Regions from separate parts of the Homo sapiens genome. Here region 2 is linked to region 1. A link is an interaction called in ENCODE POLR2A ChIA-PET data of the cell type or tissue named here. Cell type or tissue: PC-9. All regions are shown on one strand. Links, peaks and the distances in the headings refer to the core of each region. The heading gives the core; the rest is flanking DNA.

Evidence for each region. ChIA-PET counts read pairs that join two places held together with the same protein. Peaks named below come from ENCODE experiments on the same cell type or tissue, not always from the same donor. Only the 100,000 strongest peaks of a DNase experiment are listed, where the experiment ranks them.
Region 2: POLR2A ChIA-PET joins it to region 1 with 6 read pairs; 3 of 35 experiments call an interaction of 5 or more read pairs at or near these places.

The regions. Positions count from the first base shown.
Region 1 is chr1:64,160,191-64,166,346 of GRCh38, reverse strand. The region is part of intron 8 of ROR1 (receptor tyrosine kinase like orphan receptor 1); the gene reads right to left. Among named protein-coding and RNA genes, the nearest start is that of UBE2U, 40 kb to the left of the region's middle. In PC-9, for the core only: a CTCF peak has its summit at 2,151; no DNase peak of the experiment used is centred there.
Region 2 is chr1:63,861,756-63,867,911 of GRCh38, reverse strand. All of the region lies in intron 1 of ROR1 (receptor tyrosine kinase like orphan receptor 1), which reads right to left. Among named protein-coding and RNA genes, the nearest start is that of ROR1, 91 kb to the right of the region's middle. In PC-9, for the core only: no CTCF peak of the experiment used is centred there; a DNase peak (open chromatin) is centred at 3,481; H3K27ac peaks cover 1,155 bases.

The DNA of each region.
Region 1 (6,156 bases), core at 767-5,766:
AAAAGAGCCCAAATAGCCAAGAAAAAAGAACAAAGCTGGAGGCATCATGCTAGCTGACTTCAAACTATACTACAGGGCTACAGTAACCAAAAGAGCATGGTACTGGTGCAGAAACAGACACATAGAACAATGGAACAGAATAGAGAACTCGGAAATTAGATTGCACACCTACAACTACCTGATCTTTAACAAACCTGACAAAAGCAAGCAGTGGGGAAAGAATTCCCTAGTAAAATAAATGGTTCTGGGATAACTGGCTAGCTATATGCAGAAGATTGAAACTGGACCCTTTCCTTATACTATGTACAAAAATTAATTCAAGATGGATGAAAGACTTAAATGTAAAACCCTAGTGGCTCATGCCTGTAATCCCAGCACTTTGGGAGGCCAAGGCAGGTGAATCACTTGAGGCCAGGAGTTTGAGACCAGCCTGGGAAATATGGCAAAACCTCATCTCTATGAAGAAAGACAAAAATTAGCCACGTGTGGTGGTACATGCCTGTAGTCCCAGCTACTCAGGAGGCTGAGGCATGATAATTGCTTAAACCCAGGAGGTGGAGGTTGCAGTGAGCTGAGATCACACCACTGCACTTCAGCCTGGGTGACAAAGCGAGATTCCATCTCAAAAAAAAAAAAAAAAAAAAAGTAAAACCCGAAATTATAAAAATCCTGGAAGACAACATAGGCAATACCATTCAGGATATAGGCACAGGCAAAGATTTCATGACGAAGACACCAAAAGCAATCAAAACCAGAGCAAAAATTGACAAATGGGATCTTATTAAACTAAAGAGTTTCTGCACAGCAAAAGAAACTATCAACAGAGTAACACAACCTACAGAATGGGAGAAAAATTTTGCAAACTATGCATCCGGTGAAAGTCTTATATCCAGCATTTCTAAGGAATTTAAAGAAAAACAACCCCATAAAAAGGACATGAACAGACACTTTTCAAAAGAAGACATACGTGTGGCCAACAAACATATGAAAAAAAGCTCAACATCACTGATTATTAGAGAAATGCAAATCAAAACCACAATGAGACACCATCTCACACCAGTCAGAATGGCCATTATTAAAAGGTCAAAAAACAACAGATTCTGGCGAGGTTGCAGAGAAAAAGGAACGCTTATACACTGTTGATGGGAGTGTAAATTAGTTCAGCCATTGTGGAAACCTAAAATATCTAAAGACAGAAATAGCATTTGACCTAGCAATTTAAATCCTGGGTATATACCCAAAGGAATATAACTGATTTTATTATAAGGACACATGCACATATACGTTCACTGCAGCACTATTCACAACAGCAAAGACATGGAATCAACCTAAAGGCCCATCAGTGATAGACTGGATAAAGAAAATGTGGTACATACAATATACTCCATGGAATACTATGTGGACATAAAAAAGAATAAGATCACATCCTTTGCAGGGACATGGATGGAGCTGGAGACCATTATCCTTAGCAAAGTAACACAGGAACAGAAAACTAAGTACCGCATGTTCTCACTTTTAAGTGAGAGCTAAATGTTGTTCTCATAGACACACAGAGGGGAACAACACACCCTGGGGCCTTTCAGAGGGTGGAGCTTGGGAGGAGGGAGAGGATCAGGAAAAATAACTAATGAGTACTGGGCTTAATACCTGGGTGATCAAATAATCTGTACAACAAACTCCCATGACACAAGTTTACCTACATAACAAACCTGCCCTTGTACACCTTAACTTAAAATAAAAGTTAAAAAAAAGATCTGTACTCATCAGTTATAACAATAATAGTAATTTCTGGTTATTAAGTACCTGTGAGGTGCCAGACATGCTATCTCAAAGTGTAAAAAATATCCCTTTTAAGTACTATTCTTATCCTTGCCTTATGGATGAGAAAATAAAAGGTTCAGAGAAGTTAGTTATTTGCTTAAGATCTTGTGGCCAGTTGACAGCAGAGCCAAGATTTGTAATCATATCTCTTTGTCTCTACACTCTTGCTCTTTGAAGTGTATCAGACTACTTTCCAGAAATAAACTAAGAGAAAAGTGTGGCTGGAAAGGTAAGCTAGGCCCCGATAGTATGGACTTTTGGGTGGCAGGATTTTGGTGGCAAGAATTTTATAACTTGAAACTGGGCCTTCCAGGTTGGGAAATCATTACACTCAAGGGGGAGCTAGAGCAATGCCAGAGGATGAAATCAGCTCAAGAGAATGAGAGAGGAAAAGAATGTCAGAGGATGCTCCCATTAAGGGAATTAAAAGAACTAGTGAAGGAAGTGTGGGAAGCAGATAGGAGGAAAGTCAAGGGGAAAAAAAAATATATTTCAGGATGGTGGTTAAGAATATCAAAGGCTCCAGAGAAATTAAAGGGGAGGAAGACTTGGCAAAGGTCACTGGATTAAATAACATCACTGGTGCTTCCCAAGAGGCCCATGTTAATAGAATGGTGAGCTCAGAAGTGTTGGGAGACAATAGCTTTAAGGAGTGAGTGGAAAAATTATCGAGGATATTTTAGCATGAAGTGTGGTGACATTTGGTAAGAACAGCAAATTAAAAAGGGTAGCCAGACTCCAGCAGGGCTTTTAGATGGAAGCATGTTGCTGGCAAAAGGGACAGGGCCAGAGAATGTAATCAAATTTCAGTATATTCAGCAACTACTTTGGCTGGAAAGGAAAACGGAGAGATGAATTGTCTGGAAGTGAAAAAGGAGAGAAGCTGGCAAGAGATGAGGGTAAATTGAGAAGTAAAACACAGCCATCAGCTTTGGAAAGCTGGGCCAGTCTTGCTTTCTTTCCCCTGCGATGTTCCTTACATCAGCCAGGAGCTGCAGGAGTTCGACTCATGGGGGCTGTCCAGGCTTTGGCTGCATCTCACACCCCTGGCCTGCCTTGACTCTTCCTCGCCCCCATTCTCAGACTCCTCCATCTTTTTTTCTTTTTTTGAGATGAGTCTCACTCTGTTGCCTAGGCTGGAGTGCAGTGGCATGATCTTAGCTCACTGCAGCCTCAAATTCCCAGGCTCAAGTAATCCTCCCACCTCAGCCTCCCGAGTAGCTCTGAGTATAGAGATGCACCACCATGCCTGGCGAATTGTGTGTGTGTGTGTGTGTGTGTGTGTGTGTGTGTGTGTGTGTGTTTGTAGAGATGGGGTTTCCCCATGTTGCCCAGGCTGGTCTTGAACTCCTGGGCTCAAGCGATCTGTCCAGCTTGGTTTCCTCAAATGCTGAGATTACAGGTGTGAGCAACCATGCCCCTCAGACTCCTCCATCTTTTAACCTCTCTGTCTGCCTAACCTCCAGGCAGGTGAGGAGCCAGGAGGCCTGGGCTGAATGGGACCCATCCTGTTCTTGAAGGGGAGACTCTGCCCCCTCCCTGCTCCCACAGTAGCACATACCACAGCTTCTCTCCCTTACCCAAGCAAGCTTACAGAATGCTGTTTTCCAGAGTCATACCTGGCAGGGGATGTAGGGGCAAGGGAAGGAGAAGCAAAGGAAAAGAAACAGAGAAGGGAATTTAGAGTTTCCAGGCTCCTCTGAGAAGGTTCAATTTCTGCTGTACTAAAAGAAGAAAAAACAACCTCACTCAGATTGTAAAATTTGTAATGCAATATAGAAAATCCTGCTTAGTTTAGGCAACACTACAGTACTCGTTAGAGGATTGAATGGCTTCAAATCTTTGGCTAAACAAAATAACAGGAAAATAAACAGTCTTATACTTGAATGCAGTCTACTTCTTCTCCTGAACAGCTGAGAAAATTGAACTGCAAAAAGCTAGATGGCTTCTCAGAGTCACAGAGCAGTTGGCATGGGAGCCAGGACATCTCCATCTTCCTGATTGTTCGGCGTTAAGGTGCCTCTCTGGTCCACTGGCTTCCTTTGCCCACAGATCAGAAGGAAACTCATGGCTCATCAAAAGCTTTTACTTCCAACTGCACTGTCCTACCTCTCTGGGGACCCAAGCCGGGCCTCGTCAGCCAGTCTGTCGGCAGCTCCCTATTGTCCTCTCTCAAGGGTATCAGTTTCTAATCTCCCACAGGAGCCTCTTCTTCTCAATCCAAACACTCAGGAGAATTTTAGCGGCTCAGCAAGTGAAGAGAGATGGAAGCAGAGAGTTTAAACCCTGAAGGGCACATTCATTTGGATAAATAAGAACCCTAGAGTCTCTGACTTTTGAATTGGCCAAGGGGAAAAAAGAATAAGGCTAGGGCAGACTGGCTTCTATCCTTCATTCCTTTTTCATCCTCGCCTCCAAATATTCTTTTGATTTTGCTCTGGTGGAGTGTTTGTTTTCAGGACTTTTCTTTGTTTCTTTCTTATGTGTGTCCTTTCCTTTTAGATTTTATAGGTACATGTAATATTTATGTGTCAGTGACCTTCCAAAGCAGTTTTAGAGATTTTCTGTTTACATTTAGGAATTTTCTTTAAGGTCTACAGAGTCCTTTGTGCTTTTTCCAGGAAAGGCACTCAGTAAGAACCAAAACAAACAATTGAATAACTCAAATTTGATCGGAGCCAAGTCCCTTAGAAGTGTAAGAAAAAAAAAAGTTAGCATTTGTTTTTGTTGTTTCCTTTCCCCTCCCCAACCCATTCAAATATTTAAGCCATTTCTACTTCTCTGGTTCAGGAGTTTAAGGCTAAGCTCTAAGCCTCATAGTGGACAAATCTTGACACTGGGAGATTTAGCAAGGCACACCTCAGAAATGATCCAGAAACTATGAAAACAATGTTTACTTCACCCAGTCTCTGGGAAAACTCATGCCAGTATATTTCACATTTGTCTCTGACCATGAAGGATGGGGAACTATTATTGCTCTAGCCAAATTGTACATGTCCCTGGCAGGGCTAGGGCTACATCATTCAGAGACTGCCATGCAGGCCCCTTAAATATTTGTCAGAAGCCAGGAGAATGCCTGTGGTTACTCTGAAGCACAAACTGACCAAATGGGATCACACTCAGTTGCTTGCCTAACCCTCCCTCCTCCTTCCCAACTTGATCTGTTCTGTGAAAAAGTTATCACGGATTCTGCAAGAGCAAGGGCCAGCTCTATTTAGAAAAGGTGAAAGATCCTGTATTCACATTTTATTGCTTCTAATAACTAGCTCTTGGACCTTGGGGAAGTTACTTAGTCTGTTTGTGTCTCAATTACCCTGGTTGTACAATAGTAATAATAATACCTGCCTTATATAATAGCTGTGAGGATTAAGTGTGATAATGGATGTAAAAGCTCCTGGTATTGTTCTTGACAGTTTGTATTCATCGATATATATATTAGCCTTTTTTCTATTTATGCCACAAAGCTCTCTGGAATTTCTGTTGGAGATCATGTGATATAAAACAAACCTCCACTAAAAATGTAATTCAATTGCAGATTAAGGCTAACCCACAAAATTGATAATTTCTAAAAATGGAAATGATTCTTCCATGGTTCCTGCCCTGGCAATGAGGAGTACATCTTTCCAGGATGGTGGCTACTGCACCAAACTGCCGTCTGCTGTAACCAAAATGATCTAGGTCTCTCCCCCGCCCAGAGTTCTGGTGTTTCTAAGACTTCTCAACATTTACCAACAGAAATGAAAGGGAAAGAGTCTCATGGAACAATGACTCTTACACTAGAAGCTTGAAGTCATGAGCTAGGTAAAAGTATCTGCCAGGTCAACTAGGTGAATGTGTAGCAATATTAACCCCCATCCATTTGCTTTCACTACTTTTATAGTAGCACTAAGTAGTAAGGATTAAATGTGATATTATATAAAATGCTATAATATATGTAAATCAGCTAGCTAGAAGCTGGGATGTCAAAAGAGTTGAATCCCTACCCTGCCCATCCTCCAGGCTACTGTGTGAACTCTATGGTCTTCAGGATTTGTAGGGTTTTTTTTTTGTTGTTTGCTTGTTTTTAATGATAAAAATTCACACTCAGCAAGAGATCAGTGGTTTTGCTGAATACAGAATATATACACTGAATTTTTAGCATTTAAGGAATTCCAAATCCTATTAATAAATATGACTTTATAATAGCAAAAATCTTTTCAAGATTTTTTAGATAAAAAAAATTTAAACAGTAAAGCAGAAAAAAAAATGAGGGCTCTGTGTCAGCCCAATTACGCTACTCCATTTATTAGATAAGAGGATTAGTTAATTTGAGTGTGAAGACTTTTTTTTCCTAAA
Region 2 (6,156 bases), core at 392-5,391, 300 kb after region 1:
CTCATGCCACAAGCTTCAGCATCCCCCAGACAGCCGGAATCGGGAAAAGAGAAGCAGATCAAGGAAGGTGGGATATTTGGCCCCTGCCCATCATTTCCATGGTCCAACAGTAACCTATGGATCTTATCCTAGATTTATTTTTTCTTTTAAAGGATAAAGGACAAGTGGTCAGGGGCAGGCCCATAAATTTGCTCTGACTTTTATTAGATGGGGAATATTTTCGTCGGCGAGGTCAGCATAACTTGGAAGAAAAGACAGAAAACTCTCCACAAGTGAACCACCTCGTTACCCCTGACATAACACAGGCCTGCTGCCTACTGACAAGGGAGTCGCCTGCTATCATGCACAGTTAGAACTCCTTAAAAGTCATCAAAATAGGTTAATTTTTCCCATTCAACATTATCTTTTCATGGATTTCACATCTCATACACAGATTCTAGGGGGAAAGGAACATGACTGGGACTATTAAGTAATGGAGCTGAATCCTTTCAAGATGAAAGAAAACTGGGCTCGCCATCTCCACCATCTCGTAGACAGGAAACACAGCATAGACACAAGCTAAGGAAAAGGTCAAAGACATAGGAGGAAGGCCAATAAACCTCCGTGAGCGCTTTGTTTTGTGAAACCACCTGGTCTAACACTCAAGTTCTGTACAAATGTCTTATTCATTTGTTCATTTTTTAAAAGTATTAATTATGTGTCTATTATAGTGGAATGCACTAGGAATACTCTAATGAACAAGGCTTTGTCCCTGTTCTCCAGGAGTTTACAGTCCAGCAGGAGTGAGACTGTCTAAGAAAGAGGTCCCCATACAGTATAAGTACAGGAGCCAAACAGTGTAGCAGCTACTACATGGCAGCCTTCAGCTGCATAGCTGGCTGTACAAACACTGTAGCTAGATTAATTAAAATAATGGTTTTCACTATGCCTATCCAGTGATTTCATCTATGTTATCTGATTTCATCCTCAATTAATCTATCACAAGAACATATTCTTCTTAGGGAAAAAAAAAACCTGGACTATCAAATCTATTCCTTTCAAGTCTATGTAAAAGAACACCTGGAATTTCACAGAAAATAACTTTCTGTACAGAAAGGAAACAATCTATGACAAACTCAGATATTTCATGAGATAAACCAAAGCTTCTCTATAAAGCCTTCTTAATAAAATCGTTTCCAGCCACTGAGCAGGCCTAGTCTAAAACAATAGATCCATAACTATATCTAATGAAAGATACTTTTTTTTATTTCAGAAGGAAATATATAAGGAAAGGAGAATGAAACAAAATAAAACCAAAAAAAAAGGCTAGGTCCCTAGAACTTCAAGGGAAGGAGGAAAGCTTTCTTCTCCTAAATTTGACTGACAAGAGGAAATTCAGCCAATTCCCATCTATACTTGGTGTAGGAAAAGTAGAGCTCTTGTTTTCAAAAGAAACCACTTATTCAAGATGATCAAGTGGATGTAACATTCCAAGTCATTTGGGGAGATGTCGTAGACACCTTGGTGGGTTTTGCAATGAGCAGCCACATTTGCCTTGCCCATATTTCTTAATGTTTGATACTTGGATTACCCCAGCAGGAAACGAGCAGTCTTTGAATGGAGGGTTTTGTTCAGAATTCTAATAGCTTCCAGCATTTGCTCCAGACCACAAGAAGTACACCAAATTTACTTAGACATCCAGGCCAGACGTGAAGAATTTCTCTGTCAGATCTAGTAAGCTCCATCAATTTAACATTTTGGCTTCTCTGGGGCAAAGAGAAGACTGCCAAACAGCACTGGTGCTGGGGGGGCACCACTGGTGACATGTGGCAGTTCTTGAAAGAAAATTAATGAACATGACCAGTAACCTCTCTGCCCCTCTCTACTCCTTATTCAAGGAAGAGAAGGAAAATTTCAGCAATTGGGGTGACTAGGCAACTGCTACTCTTTAAAACAGCTTCAAGATTGTTGGGTTTTTTTCTCCACCAGACTTGCCACATTTCATCATTTGCATTCAAGACCACTTCACTATGAAATTCATTGACTTAAAGGTAGAGCCATCAGTTGTTCTGTTCAACAATTTCCTCCTTGTTAATCTACTGAGCAAAAAGCTACCCCTGGCAACCTCTGATTCAGTCACAAGCGCTATGTACAATCAAATCCAATAAAATATTTGTTTAGTGCCCGCTATGTGCCAAGCACTGTACCTAGCCTATTACACATATTAATGATGATGATGACAATCAATAACACGAGCATCATTTATCAAGTGCTTACTCTGCAAAACGCCAGAGTGAAACATATAAACATGCCTGACCTCACTCCTCATAACCCTTTGAGCAACATGTAATTATTGTTTTCCCCTTGTATGGGAAAAAAAAGGACTCCACAAAATTAAATAAACTTGCTCAAAGTCATATGGTTTGTAAGTAACAGAGCTGAGACTTGAACTTAAGCCTGTGTCGAGGGCAATGCCTGAACTGCAATTGAAATAATATCAGAAGTTTGTTGCAGTATATAAGGATGAGATAGATGGTAAAAGTTTTCCAGAGTACAGCAAAAATGACACTGGACATGCTAGTTGTATTACTCATTTAGACCAAAAGCATGACAAAACTACTTTGTAATAGAATTTTATCATCTCTCTAACACTGGGACCACTGTGATATGTGTGACCTATTTTCAGTCCTAAAAAGACCTACCTAGAGTAATCAACTATAAAGACTAGGACCAAACAGGTAATACAAATAACAAAACTACCAATAACATTTAAAAAAAAATTCCCTTGCAGATGCACTCAATTTCTATGAAGCTAAATTGCCTGGGGAAAAATGTATATGTATGTTTGTGTTTCCACTTGGATTTTCTAGTTTTAACACTTCGTTTTTATGTTTGTATATAGTGAAACATTCTTTACAGGGGTTTGAAAGGACTCATCTTAACAAAGAAAACATTCATAAAAGTTAAATGGGAAACTGAACTCACAGATTGGATGAGTAATAAAAAGCTTATTGATACCTGATTTCTGAACAAAGCCAGAAAGGAGAAGGTAAAACAAAAGGAAAAAAAATAAAAAAATTAAAAAAAAAAACCTTGAAATTTTGAGGTTCCAAAATTTGGAGGCAAAAAAAAAAAAGATTGAAAGATTTGGAAAGCTTCAAAGAGAGAAAAGGACATCGTACAACTGCTCCACAGCAGCAGAGTTCCAAGGGGTGGGAGGACATTTGGAAAGCCTGGTTCTTCCAAGATCCTATAGCCACTCACTTGTTCAATGGGGAGCTATATCCTAATTCCCAGCCCAGAATCTTGATTTAGATTTAGGCTGACAAACGCCTGCACAGCTAGGATCCTGCCAGTGACAGAGTAGAGGCTCTGCTGATACTGTGCAGAAAACCACCAAACCGCCTACCCCCCGTCATACCAACACAACACACATGGACTCATAAATGCATTTGGCACACAATTTCCAAGGGTTCATGAGTCACCTGAGACATGAATCCAGACTGAGAACACCTGTGCATAGTAAGAATCCTTAGACTTGAGGATCTGGCCAAGTTTAGAGCCACAAGTAAGCTGATACAACTGCTTTCTTAGCCTGTGGCCTCATAACAAGGCCAGTTTCTCCAGGTTCTCAATAGGCTGAGAGTGAGCAGCTTTCATTTAGGCAATGGTCCAGCCATGAAACATGAGGCTGCCTGAGGCTGACCGCCTGAGTTTGAATCCTGCCTCCATCTCTTAATAGCTGTGTAATCTTGAATAAGTTTTACTTAATTTCTTGTACCTCGGTTGTCTTATCTCTAAAATAGGGATGATAATAATGCCTACTTCAAAATGCTGCAAAGATTACATGAATTTTTATATGGGAAGCACTTAAAACAACACTTACCTATCACACAGGAAAACACCAAATAAATGCTAGCTGCTATTATGCTATGGTCCTTTTTAGGAAAAAAAGAAGGTGGTTTAATACAAAGGTTCCTATCAGAAAAACACTGCAGAAAGGCCGAGAATAGTAGTTAATGCTAGCATTGATTTTTGTGTCCTGTATTAAATCATCATGAGATGTCCACTTCTGCTATTTTTGCAAAGTTGACCATTTGGTTAACTGAACAAGTATCGCCATCTATGATACAATACAATACAATACAATACAATACAATACAATACAATACAATACAATACAATACAATACAATACAATACAATACAATACAATACAATACAATGGCAGTGTTGAATGCTGGAAAATGTAGTCTGTGAAACTTATCACAAATAAAGAAAAATACGCCATCAGATTAATAGCTTTCCTTCATTTCAGTTTGTGAAATGAATTAATCACTTTCCTTCATTTCAGTTTCAGCTGGCAAGCACACAGCTTTGCATTATCACAGACCCATAGATGGTGACAAATTAGAAGGAACCTCAGTGATCACGATCATTCTGTACATCTAGTCCAGGACCTCAATGTGCAGCTGGGAAACCTGAGCCCAAAGACAGGCATGACTTGCCCAGATAGACCCTGTGTGTAAGGGCCAGCACCAGAAACTCAGGCTCCGAAGTGTCTATCTGTTTACTCATTTACCTCCTTTCACTAGACTTGACAGCCCCTTAGAGGCCAGAATCTATCATACTTGTCACCTTCCTGCCAGCTCAGCACGCCTAGACACAGAAGGCAACAGCAAATGAAGGCTGAAAAGAACTAAAGTGATAGTGTTCTTTGCTTCTACTAAGGTATTATTTTAACTCAAGAAAGAAGAGATAGTTACCTCCTTCACTGAAAGATGACCCAAGTGGTAAAGCAAGGCAGAAATCACAACTAAGCATCCTGCTGGTGTGGGAGTCAGGAGATCAGGGCTTTTGCCCTACCTCTACCCTAACTTGCTTTGTGACATTGGACAAGCATCTAACTTTTCTAAAACAAAAAGTGATTAGGCAAGATGCTGTCCTTGATAGAGCTGAAAGGAATCAAATTTTATGAGGTCACAAAGTGAAATTCAATTTATTATTGATTATAATTCATTGTATGTCACTATGCTTATACTATACTCCAATATTAATTTTTAAAAGTCTTCTTTGTACATTATCACTTAATCCTCACGGTAACCTTAAGTAGGTCAGAAAATACCTTATAACCCCATTTTACAGACAATGACACTGAGGCGCAGTGTTCCCATGTTTATGTCAGAGTTAAATTAACAAATACCACCTATACTGAGAGGCAGAATTCACACCAAGAAAGAAAAAGATATGCTCAGCAGTAGATCAAGGGCCCAAGAAGAGGCAGTATGTGGCTTGAAGGTGAAATTAACAAGGAGCCATGGAACCTGGTCATCTCTCCCTAACTCTCGGGTTTCTTTACTCAAAATTCTGCTTTCAAAGATATACTTCTTTCACAGCTACATGAAGAACAGATGGGTTATGGGAAATACAAAGCCAAGATATTTGGCGGAGATCAGACAGAGAAGGTGAAGTAAGCCTCTTGAAATGTATCCTGCCTGCAATAAAACAAAATGTATTTCTTTTTTTTTTTTTTTTTTTTTTTGAGACAGTCTCACTCTGTCTCCCAGGGTGGAATACAGTGGTATGATCTTGGCTCACTGCAACCTCTGCCTCCTGGGTTCAAGCGATTCTCCTGTCTCAGCCTCCCAAGTTGCTGGGATTACAAGCATGTGCCACCATACCTGGCTAATTTTGTGTATTTTTAGTAGAGACAGGGTTTCACCATGTTGGCTAGGCTGGTCTCGAACTCCTGAGCTCAAGTGATCCACCTGCCTCGGTCTCCCAAAGTGCTGGGATTACAGGCATGAGCCACTGCACCTGGCCAGGAAAATGTAGTTCTAAGCATTTTATTGAAACTTCACAGTAAGACAGACCCTGAAATAAGGTAAAGAATAATAAATAAAAATTATGTGATAACCATTATTTATTGCTTAAGCTTAATTAAAATACCATTAATATTATTTTTCCTTATAGAATATGCCATTTTTTATTTTAATAAATCTTAGCAAATACATAAAATCAACCCTAGACTTGTCAGGAAAGGCGTCTCCACTCTAAAGTCCTATATTATCACAGAAACCCTAAGAAGACTGACCTACTGGCTCAATTGGAATGGGCATTTATCTTTCAAGACTTCCTAAAACCTTTTGAACCCTTTCTTAACATCCTGATATTGTAG